2 separate regions of the Homo sapiens genome follow, and region 1 is linked to region 2. Evidence: chromatin contacts called from ENCODE Hi-C or POLR2A ChIA-PET data. All regions are on one chromosome and are shown on one strand. The core of a region is the stretch at or near the end of the contact, and the rest is flanking DNA. Distances in the headings are between cores, read along the strand shown.

Region 1 (4,892 bases), core at 4-2,503, 720 kb before region 2:
TTTCAAACGAACACCCCCTGCCCCCAGCCCATGGATTCAGAGGATTCTGGAGTTGACGGCATCCTACCTGCAAGACTCTGAAGTTCTGTCAACCCCACAATCTGAATTCTGTTGTTCTGCAAGAGCTCATCATGGGGTTTGGAGTCTGAAAAATGAGAATGATCCCTTTAATGTACCAGAAGCAGCAATCTAAAGTCAGATAATCTCCCAACTCAGGCTGAATCACGGACAGTGTTTTGGAAAGTAAGATATTTCAAAACCTCTCTCTGCTCCTCACTAGCCAGAACAGAGAATGCGGCCAATTCTTGTTCAGATTGCTCTAGGAGGCACACAGAGATAGGGCCTGAATCTTACCTACCTTCACTTAACATGATGCCTGGCAAACAGTAGGTGCTCAATTAAACTAATCTAGATTGTCTGGATAGTGGAATTTTCCCACCACAGAGCCATCCCTAGGAAGTCCCACTCTACCCCATCACCCTAGGATAGCAGATTCTAAACAGGGATTAAAGGCAACTAGTGCTGTTCCCACTTCTTCCTGAGATGGGGTTGAGCTACCCTCTCAAGATACCAACGTGGAGAATAATGAGGGAGCAGACACCGCTGCCCTGCACACTGTGGGGAAAAGCTGGACATGAAGAACAAATGAAAACATCTGTCTGCAGAGCTCTGCGTTGAGGGATGAGGAATGAAATATCCTGTCAGCTCAGACATAGCCTGACAAGGGTAGCTGCACAGGGACGTAGCTACCAGCACTAGCCCTGGAGTTCCACGCACCTGGGTTCCACTTACTAGGAGAATTACGTGAGACCACGCAATGGATTCACTTAACACACTTCTGACACGTGGCAAGATTAACGCCGGCTATACCTAGAGACCCACCCAGGAAAGGCTGGGGCAGAACCGCTCGTCTAATCTCGGAGAGCTGCCCAAAGGCGGCGACTAAAGGAGCACTTCCGCCTCGACTCCCCGGGGCGGTTAGAACCGAGGATCAACGGCTGAGAGAGCATCGTCCCTCCCAGACCCTTGGCCACTCACTGCAGAACCCCAGGAGGGTCACCGAGAAGCCGTGCATGGCCAACGACAGCGCGTGGTACTGCATACGGGGGCTGCGGCCCACGTCGCCCAGCACCACCGCTACTACATGCCGGGCCGCCCGCCCCCGGCGCCAGCGCTTCCATCCTCCCAGCAGCAGCAGCGGCAGCAGCAGACACAGCGCCAGCAGGACCAAGCATGAGGCCGCCATCTTGGCTGGCCCGCAGCAGTCACGTGACCGCGCTTCCTCGCGCTGTGCGCAGCCGCAGACCGAGCCTCCGAAGTGGGCCGAGAGGGCGAGAAGTGGACGCGGTTCCCTAACAGGGGCCCGGGGAACCCCCAGGAGCCCCTCGGGGCCAAGAATTAGTAGTAGTAGGACACACGCACATACACCAGATTCCCTACACACCAGTGTATTTCCCCGACTAAAGTAAAGCTGTTACTGTATTGGGATCTAAGAACTCTCTTCAGGATTCAAAGATAATTTCAAAATATAGTGACACAAGAATTTGGATAAATTTCATCCTAACATTGATAAAGGAGCCAGATGCTGACGAGTACGAATTGTAGAGTTCCGTCTATGTAAATAAAAACCAGTCCTCGCTGTTAGAAGTTAGGGGCTGGTGGGTTCTGCTTCTGGATCTGGTGCTGGTAATGTGGGTGTGCTGCATTTGGGGCGGTACCTCAAGCAGCAGATTACCTGCCCATTTTCCAGGGTGTACATCACACTTAATAAAACATTTAAAAGGTAGAGAGGGGGAAGGACAAACAAGGAAGTAAACACCATCATGATTTTGCTTAAGTATCAATGGCTAGAAAGGAAATTTCCACAGTGACCCTCCAATTTCACCTCCCAAAGTAGCCATAGTGAGAGTTTAATGTGTGTCTCTGCGATGGCCTGTATTAGTCCGTTTTCATGCTGCTGATAAAGACATACCCGAGACTGAGCACTTTACATAAGAAAGAGGTTTCATGGACTTACAGGTCCACATGGCTGGGAAGGCCTCACCATCATGGCAGAAGGCAAGGAGGAGCAAGTCACCTCTTACATAGATGGCAGCAGGCAAAAAGAGAGCTTCTGCAGGAAAACTCCTTTTTATAAAACAATCAGGTCTCGTGAGGCTTATTCACTATCACGAGAACGGCACGGGAAACACCTGACCCCATGATTCAGTTACCTCCCACTGGGTCCCTTCCACACAACACATGGGAATTCAAGATGAGATTTGGGTGGGGACACAGCCAAACCGTATCATGACCTTTTTTCTTTGAAAGCGGTCCCTTGCAGAGAAACACCAAGAGCTCACTGGTGATGCTACCCCATTGCCTCCACTTGGGAGCTGCCGCAGAACCTGGAGAGCCACCACCCAGACCGTATTCAACAAACAAACAAGACTCCTCCCCTGATGAGGACCACAGGCAGCACCCACGGGACAGGGTAGCCCACATGGATGTGGCTCCCCAGTGTCCCTGGGCTCAGCTCAGGGCTTGGCACACTTTGCATCTGCTTTTCACAATTGCCCCATCACTCCCTTTCTATGGATTCAGAAGGGACAGCTCACGCCTTAAGCCAGACCTTGAAACCCGAGCTTTCAGAAGGAAAGGAAGGACGAGTAAGTATCTGCAGACAGCAGGGATGGGCATACAAACATGCTGGCAGCGGCATTTATCCTCCAGTTCCCAGCGAGGCCCCTGCCTCCAGGTTGCGTGTGCTGGGGTGGAGGCCTGTGACACATCGCCTGCCCAACTCTGTCGACGCTCTGTAATGGGACAGGTAGGGATCTGGGACCTCAGCCTCAGGACTCCTGGCTTTCCTGCTCCACCTCGGGCGAGTCACTCCCCATCAATTTGCTTTCTTCGTCTGTGAATTAAGGGAGGGGAACTTCAAGTCTTTGAGAGCCTGTCCTGCTCTGATGAGCTAAGAGGATAAAGACTATGGTGATGACAAACCAAAAGTAGATGCCTCCCTCTGGTAGGTGAACCTCCGTCGGGGAGGGAGTTGCCGTGGTGTCTCCTGGAGAGAGGGGACGGAGCCATCCCCAGCAGGGGGGCGGTTTCATAGCTGGGCCAGCCCACCTGTCCGGCTTTCTCACTTGGCATCCATTCCACATGAGATCCAGTCTTTCCAACAATCAAGAGGATATATGGATAAGTCACTCAATCTCCCTTGGAGCCTCAGATTTTGTTCAAGTTGACTGAGCACCCACTTGAGGGGTGATCAAGGATTAACAGAAGTAATGACAATGACAAGCTTCCCCTAGAACCTCTGTTCCCAGTGGTGCTCCCAAGGGGGCAAAAATGGCTCTTGGGGAGCAAAACATCCTTACCCTTTTTATGTATAAAGCACAGATAATGATACAATACACAAGCATGCAGTATATCTGCAGTATTAAAATTTTATGAAGGCTGAAAGCAGTGGCTCATGCCTGTAATCCCAGCACTTTGGGACGCTGAGGCGGAAGGATCACTTGAGCCCAGGAGTTCAAGACCAGCCTGGGCACCATAGTGAAACCCCATCTCTACAAAGAATACCCAAAAAATGGTGGTGGCGTGTGCCTATAGTCCCAGCTACTCGGGAGACTGAGGTGGGAAGATCACCTGAGCCCAGGGAGGTCGAGGCTGCAGTGAACCATGATCATACCACTGCACTCCAGCCTAAGTGACAAAGCGAGACCCTGTCTCAAAAAAATAAACAAGTAAAATAAAATTTCATGGGGCAGTACATAAGGAACCCTCATCTTCTGCCAGTGGGCACGTAAATGGCCCAGCCACTGTGGAAAACAGTCGTATGGTCCCTCATTAGGTTCAACATAGAATTATCACGTGACACAGCAATGGCATTCCCACGTATACACCCAGGAGAATGAAAAACAGGTTTTCGAACAAAAACTTGTAAACAAACATCAGTACTGTCCACAAGAATCAAATCATGGAAACAATCCAGAGGCTCATCAGTGGATGAGTGATGAACAGAATGCGGTCTGTCCACAGCTCCCACAGCCTCCCACCCGAGGTTTCCCAGGTGTCTCCTTGTTTGCTTGTTTGTTTGTTTGTTTTGAGATGGAGTCTCACTCTGTCGTCCAGGCTGGAGTGCAGGGGTGCCGTCTCGGCTCACTGCAACCTCCACCTCCCAGGTTCAAGTGATTCTCCTGCCTCAGCCTCCCTAGTAGCTGGGATTACAGCCCTGCACCATCACGCCTGGCTAAGTTTTGTATGTTTAGTGGAGTCGGGGTTTCACCATGTTGGCCAGGATGGTCTCAAACTCATAACCTCAAGTGATCCGCCCACCTCAGCCTCCCAAAGTGCTGGGATTACAGGTGTGAGCCACCACGCCCTGCTCCAGGTGTCTTGTTTTCATTTTATTTTATTTTATTTTATTTTATTTTATTTTATTTTATTTTATATTTCATTTCATTTCATTTCATTTTATATTTTGAGACAGAGTCTCACTCTGTTACCCAGGCTGCAGTGCAGTGGCCCCATCTCGGCTCACTGCAACCTCTGCCTCCCAGGTTCAAGTGATTCTCTTGCCTCAGCCTCCCAAGTAGCTGGGATTAGAGTTGCGTGCCACCACGCCTGGCTAATTTTTGTATTTTTAGTAAAGACAGGGTTTCACCACGTTGGCCATGTTGGTCTTGAACTCCTGACCTCAAGTGATCTCCCCGCCTCAGCCTCTCAAAGTGCTGGGATTACAGGTATGAGCCACCATGCCCGGCCTAGGTGTCTACTTTTGGTTTGTCATCTCCATAGTCCTCATCCTCTTAAATCATCAGAGCAGGAGGGGCTTCCCCGGGAGATGATATTATTCATCCATAAAAAAGAATAAAGTACTGACATGTGCTACAACACAGATGAAC
Region 2 (4,779 bases), core at 45-2,544:
CAGGAGGCTAAAGCATGAGCATCGCCTGAACCTGGGAGGTGGAGGTTGCAGTGAGGCAGGATTGTGCCACTGGACTCCAGCCTGGGCGACAGGGTGAGACCCTGTCTCAAAATGATAAATAAAATAAATAAGTAAATTATGTGGTATGGTAGAGGGTGATCAGAGTCTTGGAAGAAAAATAGAGACAAGAAGGGAGGATAAGCCAGTCACAAAAGGCTGCACATTGTATGATTCAATTTCTTCTTTTTTTTCATTTTTCATTTTTACCTTTTTTTTTTTTTTTTTTTTTTTTGAGGCAGGGCCTGACTCTGTCACCCAGGCTGGAGTGCAGTGATCACAGCTCACTGCAGCCTGTACCTCCCGGGCTCAAGAGATCCACCACTCAGCCTCCCAAGTAGCTGGGATTACAGGCACCTGCCACCACACCCGGCTAATTTTTGTATTTGTAGAGATGGGGTTTCACCATGTTGCCCAGCCTGGCCTTGAGTTCCTGACCTCAAGCGATCCACCTCGGCCTCCCAAAGTTTTGAGATTGCAGGCATGAGCCACCACGCCTGGCTTGTATGATTCCATTTCTATGAAATGTCCGGAACCTGTGAATCCATAGAGAGAAAAATGAGTGGTTGACAGGGGCTGGGGGAGGGGGCTGGGGAGTGACTAATGGGTGATGAAAACGTTCTGGAACTAATAGTGGTGACAGTGGCACAGCTCTGTGAATAAAAGGCATTGGACTGTGCACTTGAAAATCATGAAATCTACAGTGTATGGATTATATCTCAATAAAGCTGTTACTTTTTTCATTCATGGAGGGCAAGTCACGGCGTTTTAAGGGGTCCAGGTGGGCCTCATTGAGGTGACATTTGAGCAAAGATTTGAAGAAGGGAACGAGCTTCTCAGGCAGGAGGAATGTGGATGAAACCTATTTTGAAGTTTTCTATTTTCTAAAGTATTTTTGAGAATTTAGCATCCTACTCCATATTATGTTCATTGATTTCATATAATGTTGCATTCCCAAATATTTTGGCAAAATCAAGGGCAGAAATCGCCCCACGTCTGACCGATGTGCTTAGCTGCTCCAGCGCACTGGGGTAAGCACGCGGGCAATTGAGACTCCCGGTAACGCCCCTTGCCCTCCCAAGCCCGCCCCCAGTTATCCAGAGCCCGACGCAGGCTCAGTCAAACCCCGCCTCCGACCCCGCCCCGAGCCGCTAAGACGCTCCCGGTGGCCCGCCCTTAGACTGAGGCAATGCGCATGCCCAGCGCCGTATCGCGCACGCGCTCTCTGCGGCTTTCCTTGACCTCTGACCCGCCGACCACGCTTGATCCCCGGCCGCGGGGCCAGGAAGTCGGAGTTTGAGCCCCGGAGGCAGAGCGGCTGCCATGGTGAGCCCCGAGTCGGGCGCTACCGGGGAGGGGAAGCCGAGTCGGGCCGGGGGCCGGGGGCCGGGCGGCGAGCTCCGGGCTGGGCGGCGGGCGCCGTGCGCCCCCTGCGTGCCCGGCGGGAAGCATGGTCTGGGGGCGTTGCACCCGGGGGAATCGAGGCCGGCAGCGGCGGCACCGGCGGCCTCAGGGCCAGGGAAAACCGTCTGCCTGGAAGAGGCCGGGCAAACGTGGTCGCGCTGTGCCTAGCCCGCGTGTGAGCGAGCAGCCGTGGGCAGCGGTGGAGCATGAGTCTGGCTGGTGAGCGCCTCCCCTGCCCTGGAACCTTACAGCGCTGCAGAGTCGATGTTGCTGCCCTGTTGTTATCCCCAGTGGAAAGCTGGCCTTTCCAGGGAAGTGGCTGACCTGGGACTTGAACTAGGCCCCGAGACACCGAGCACGGAGCGTTTGTGTGATATCGTTGGCACGTAGAGCCAGTCAACAGACCTGCGCCACACTGTCAGGTCACCTAGGGTAGCTTTAAAAGTGCAGGTTTGGCTGGGCGCGGTGGCTCACGCCTGTAATCCCAGCACTCTGGGAGGCCGAGGCGGCGGATCACGAGGTCAGGAGTTCGAGACCAGCCTGGCCAACATGATGAAACCCGGTCTCCACCAAAAAATTTAAAAAATTAGCCGGGTGGGGTGGTGCGCGCCTGTAGTCCAAGCTACCCGGGAGGCTGAGGCAGGACAGACGCTTGAACCCGCGAGACAGAGGTTGCAATGAGCCGAGATCCGCCAGTGCACTCTAGCCTGGGCGACAGGGTGAGACTGCGTCTCAAAAAAAAAATTATATATATGTATTATATATACCGTATACATTTATGTATACTACATATTATTATGTTATATATATTTTTATATATCATGTATTTTATATATATATATACACACACACACACATAATATATACATATGTTAGCCAGGCATGGTGGCACACACCTGTAATCCCAGCTGCTTGGGAAGTTGAGGCGCCAGTATCGCTTGAACCCAGGAGGCAGAGGCTGCAGTGAACCAAGATTGTGCCACTGCACTCCAGTCTGGGCGACAGGGCAAAACTCTCTCAAAAAGAAAAAGAGGGGGAAAAAAAAAGTTCAGGTTCTTGAGCTCTATCCCTGGAGGTTCTGCACACGTAAGTTCCCCAAGTGACTCTGTTGCAGCTGGTTCGGGGAGCCACTTCTTAACTAACATAGTAATAAGGATAATGTAACAGCTAACGGCGTACAAGTGCCAGCCCCTGAGCTAAGGCTTTATGTAGAGTCTCTCATTTAGTGTTTATGAAGTCCTGCTGTCATTGTCCTTATTTTACAGATAAGGAACCTGAGCCCCAGACAGTTTTGACTCCACCATAGTCATGCATCCCATGGTGTCAGAGACCTCTTTTGAGCCCAGCTCTGTCCCAAAACTCATGGGGTTTTTTTGGTTTGTTTTTTGAGATAGGATGTCTGTCTGTCGCCCCGGCTAGGATGCAGTGGAGCGATCCTAGCTCACTGCAGCCTTGAACTCCTAGGCTCAAGCCATCCTCCTACCTTAGACCCCCAAGTAGTTGGGCCTACAGGTGAGTGCCAGCACACCTGGCTAATTTTTAAATTTTATGTAGAGGTGGGGTCTTGCTGTGTTGCCCCAGATGGGTCTCCTAGGCTGGAGTACAGTGGTACGATCACAGCTCACTGCAGCCTCAACCTCCTGGGGCTTAGGTGATCCTCCCATTTCATCCTCCCCAGTAGCCTCAGCCTCCCGGGTAGTTGGGACAACAGGCATGCTCCACTATGCCCAGCTAATTTTTTGTATTTTTTGTAGAGATGCAGTTTCGCCATGTTGCCAGGCTGGTCTCAAACTTCTGGGCCCAAGCAGTCCTCCTGCCTCGGACTCCCAAAGTGCTGGGATTATAGGCGTGAGCCACCGCACCCAGCATGACAGTATATTAACAGGAAAAGAAAGTGCTGGCCGGGCACGGTGGCTCACACCTGTAATCCCAGCACTTTGGGGGTCTCAGGCGGGTGGATCACGAGGTCAGGAGATCAAGACCATCCTGGCTAACATGGTGAAACCCCGTCTCTACTAAAAATACAAAAAATTAGCCGGGTGTGGTGGCAGGCACCTGTAGTCCCAGCTACTCAGGAGGCTGAGGCAGGAGAATGGCTTGAACCCGGGAGGCCGAGCTTGCAGTGAGCCGAAGGTCGCGCTACTGCACTCCGGCCTGGGTGACAGAGCAAGACTCCGTCTCAAAAAAAAAAAAAAAAAAAGAAAGTGCTAGGCCGGGTACGGTGGCTCACGCCTGTAATCCCAGCACTTTGGGTGGATTACCTGAGCTCAGGGGTTCGAGACCAGCCTGGGCAACACGGTGAAACCCTCTCTGTACTAAAAATACAAAAAATTAGCCGGGCATGGCAGCGTGTGCCTGTAGTCCCAGCTACTCAGGAGGCTGAGGCAGAAGAATTTCTTGAACCCGGGAGGCAGAGGCTGCAGTGAGCCGAGATCGCACTACTGCACTCCGGCCTGGGCGACAGAGCAAGACTCCATCTCCAAAAAAAAAAGAAAGTGCTGTCGGAAGGTATACATGGGAGAGCCTGGAAAGGGTTTCACCCGGGGGATGGGGAATGATATTAGGTCCTGAGGGATGTTGGGTTTTGACAGGATCAGGGTAGAAGGGAGGATGTTCAAGGTGGAGGAACTCAGAACAGCAAAGGCCCTGAGGAGTACAGAAGTATGAGAGCGGCTCTAGGAGCAGAGGGTGTGGCTGCAGCGTGGAGAGAGGTGAGGTTGAGAAGTTGAGGCCAGACCAGGCGCTGTGAATGCCAAGCTGGGGAGTGGACCAAATCTGCAGGCGGCGGTGGAGAATTGTGTGTTTACTGGGAGATGGCCAGAACCCTCCCGCAGAAGGGTTAGGAGGCGCTTGGAAACCCTGCCTGGGGACATGGAGTTCATGAGACAGCAGATTGGGCAAAGCTGCAACAGCCATATTCATTCAGATGCACCAGGGGCACTTACTGCGCCAGCCACTGGCCAGGTCCCTGATGTTGTGGCACGTGCTACAGTTGTGGTCCTGACCTTTCTCCTGTCTAGTTGTGATGCCCGTATCTATTCTCAGGGGCCCTGGGTGACCAGAGTGTCCTTGAGAGTGAGTCTCAGGCTGTCTGCTTATCTACCCAGAGCCTGGGGCTTGGCCTCAAAGGCGCATTGCACGCGAATCTCAAAGACACAAGTCAGTGTAAGCCCCATTGCTGAGTGCCTCCCACAGCACTGTCTGTGGTCCCAGCTGCTGGGATCTGGTCCTGCCTTGGGCCAGGTTGCTGCCCAACAACGAAGTGCACATGCTGCCCCCACGCATGCCAGGATTGGATCCTGTGCTTCTGACTGCTGC

What was found. Hi-C counts contacts between places; a loop is a spot of excess contacts on that map. ChIA-PET counts read pairs that join two places held with the same protein, here RNA polymerase II (POLR2A). Pooled maps may share reads with other maps.
Region 1: a loop to region 2 is called in a map of naive thymus-derived CD4-positive, alpha-beta T cell, with 5 times the contacts of the local background. The contact joins the promoter of ALG1 here to the promoter of PAM16 in region 2. A Hi-C loop is called at or near these places in 1 of 168 maps with a recorded cell type or tissue (naive thymus-derived CD4-positive, alpha-beta T cell) and 6 of 50 pooled maps. POLR2A ChIA-PET finds 5 or more read pairs at or near these places in 1 of 52 experiments (activated B cell).

The regions. Positions count from the first base shown.
Region 1 is chr16:5,068,204-5,073,095 of GRCh38, reverse strand. ALG1 (ALG1 chitobiosyldiphosphodolichol beta-mannosyltransferase) reads right to left here and starts at 1,253. Exons shown (of 13, transcript NM_019109.5): 1 at 1,039-1,253; 2 at 68-145. The coding sequence starts at 1,246. RefSeq lists enhancers at 794-853, 1,024-1,133, 1,164-1,223.
Region 2 is chr16:4,347,836-4,352,614 of GRCh38, reverse strand. It overlaps PAM16 (presequence translocase associated motor 16), which reads left to right and starts at 1,294. Exons shown (of 5, transcript NM_016069.11): 1 at 1,294-1,383. The coding sequence starts at 1,381. All of the region lies in intron 27 of CORO7-PAM16 (CORO7-PAM16 readthrough), which reads left to right. RefSeq lists an enhancer at 4,766-4,779.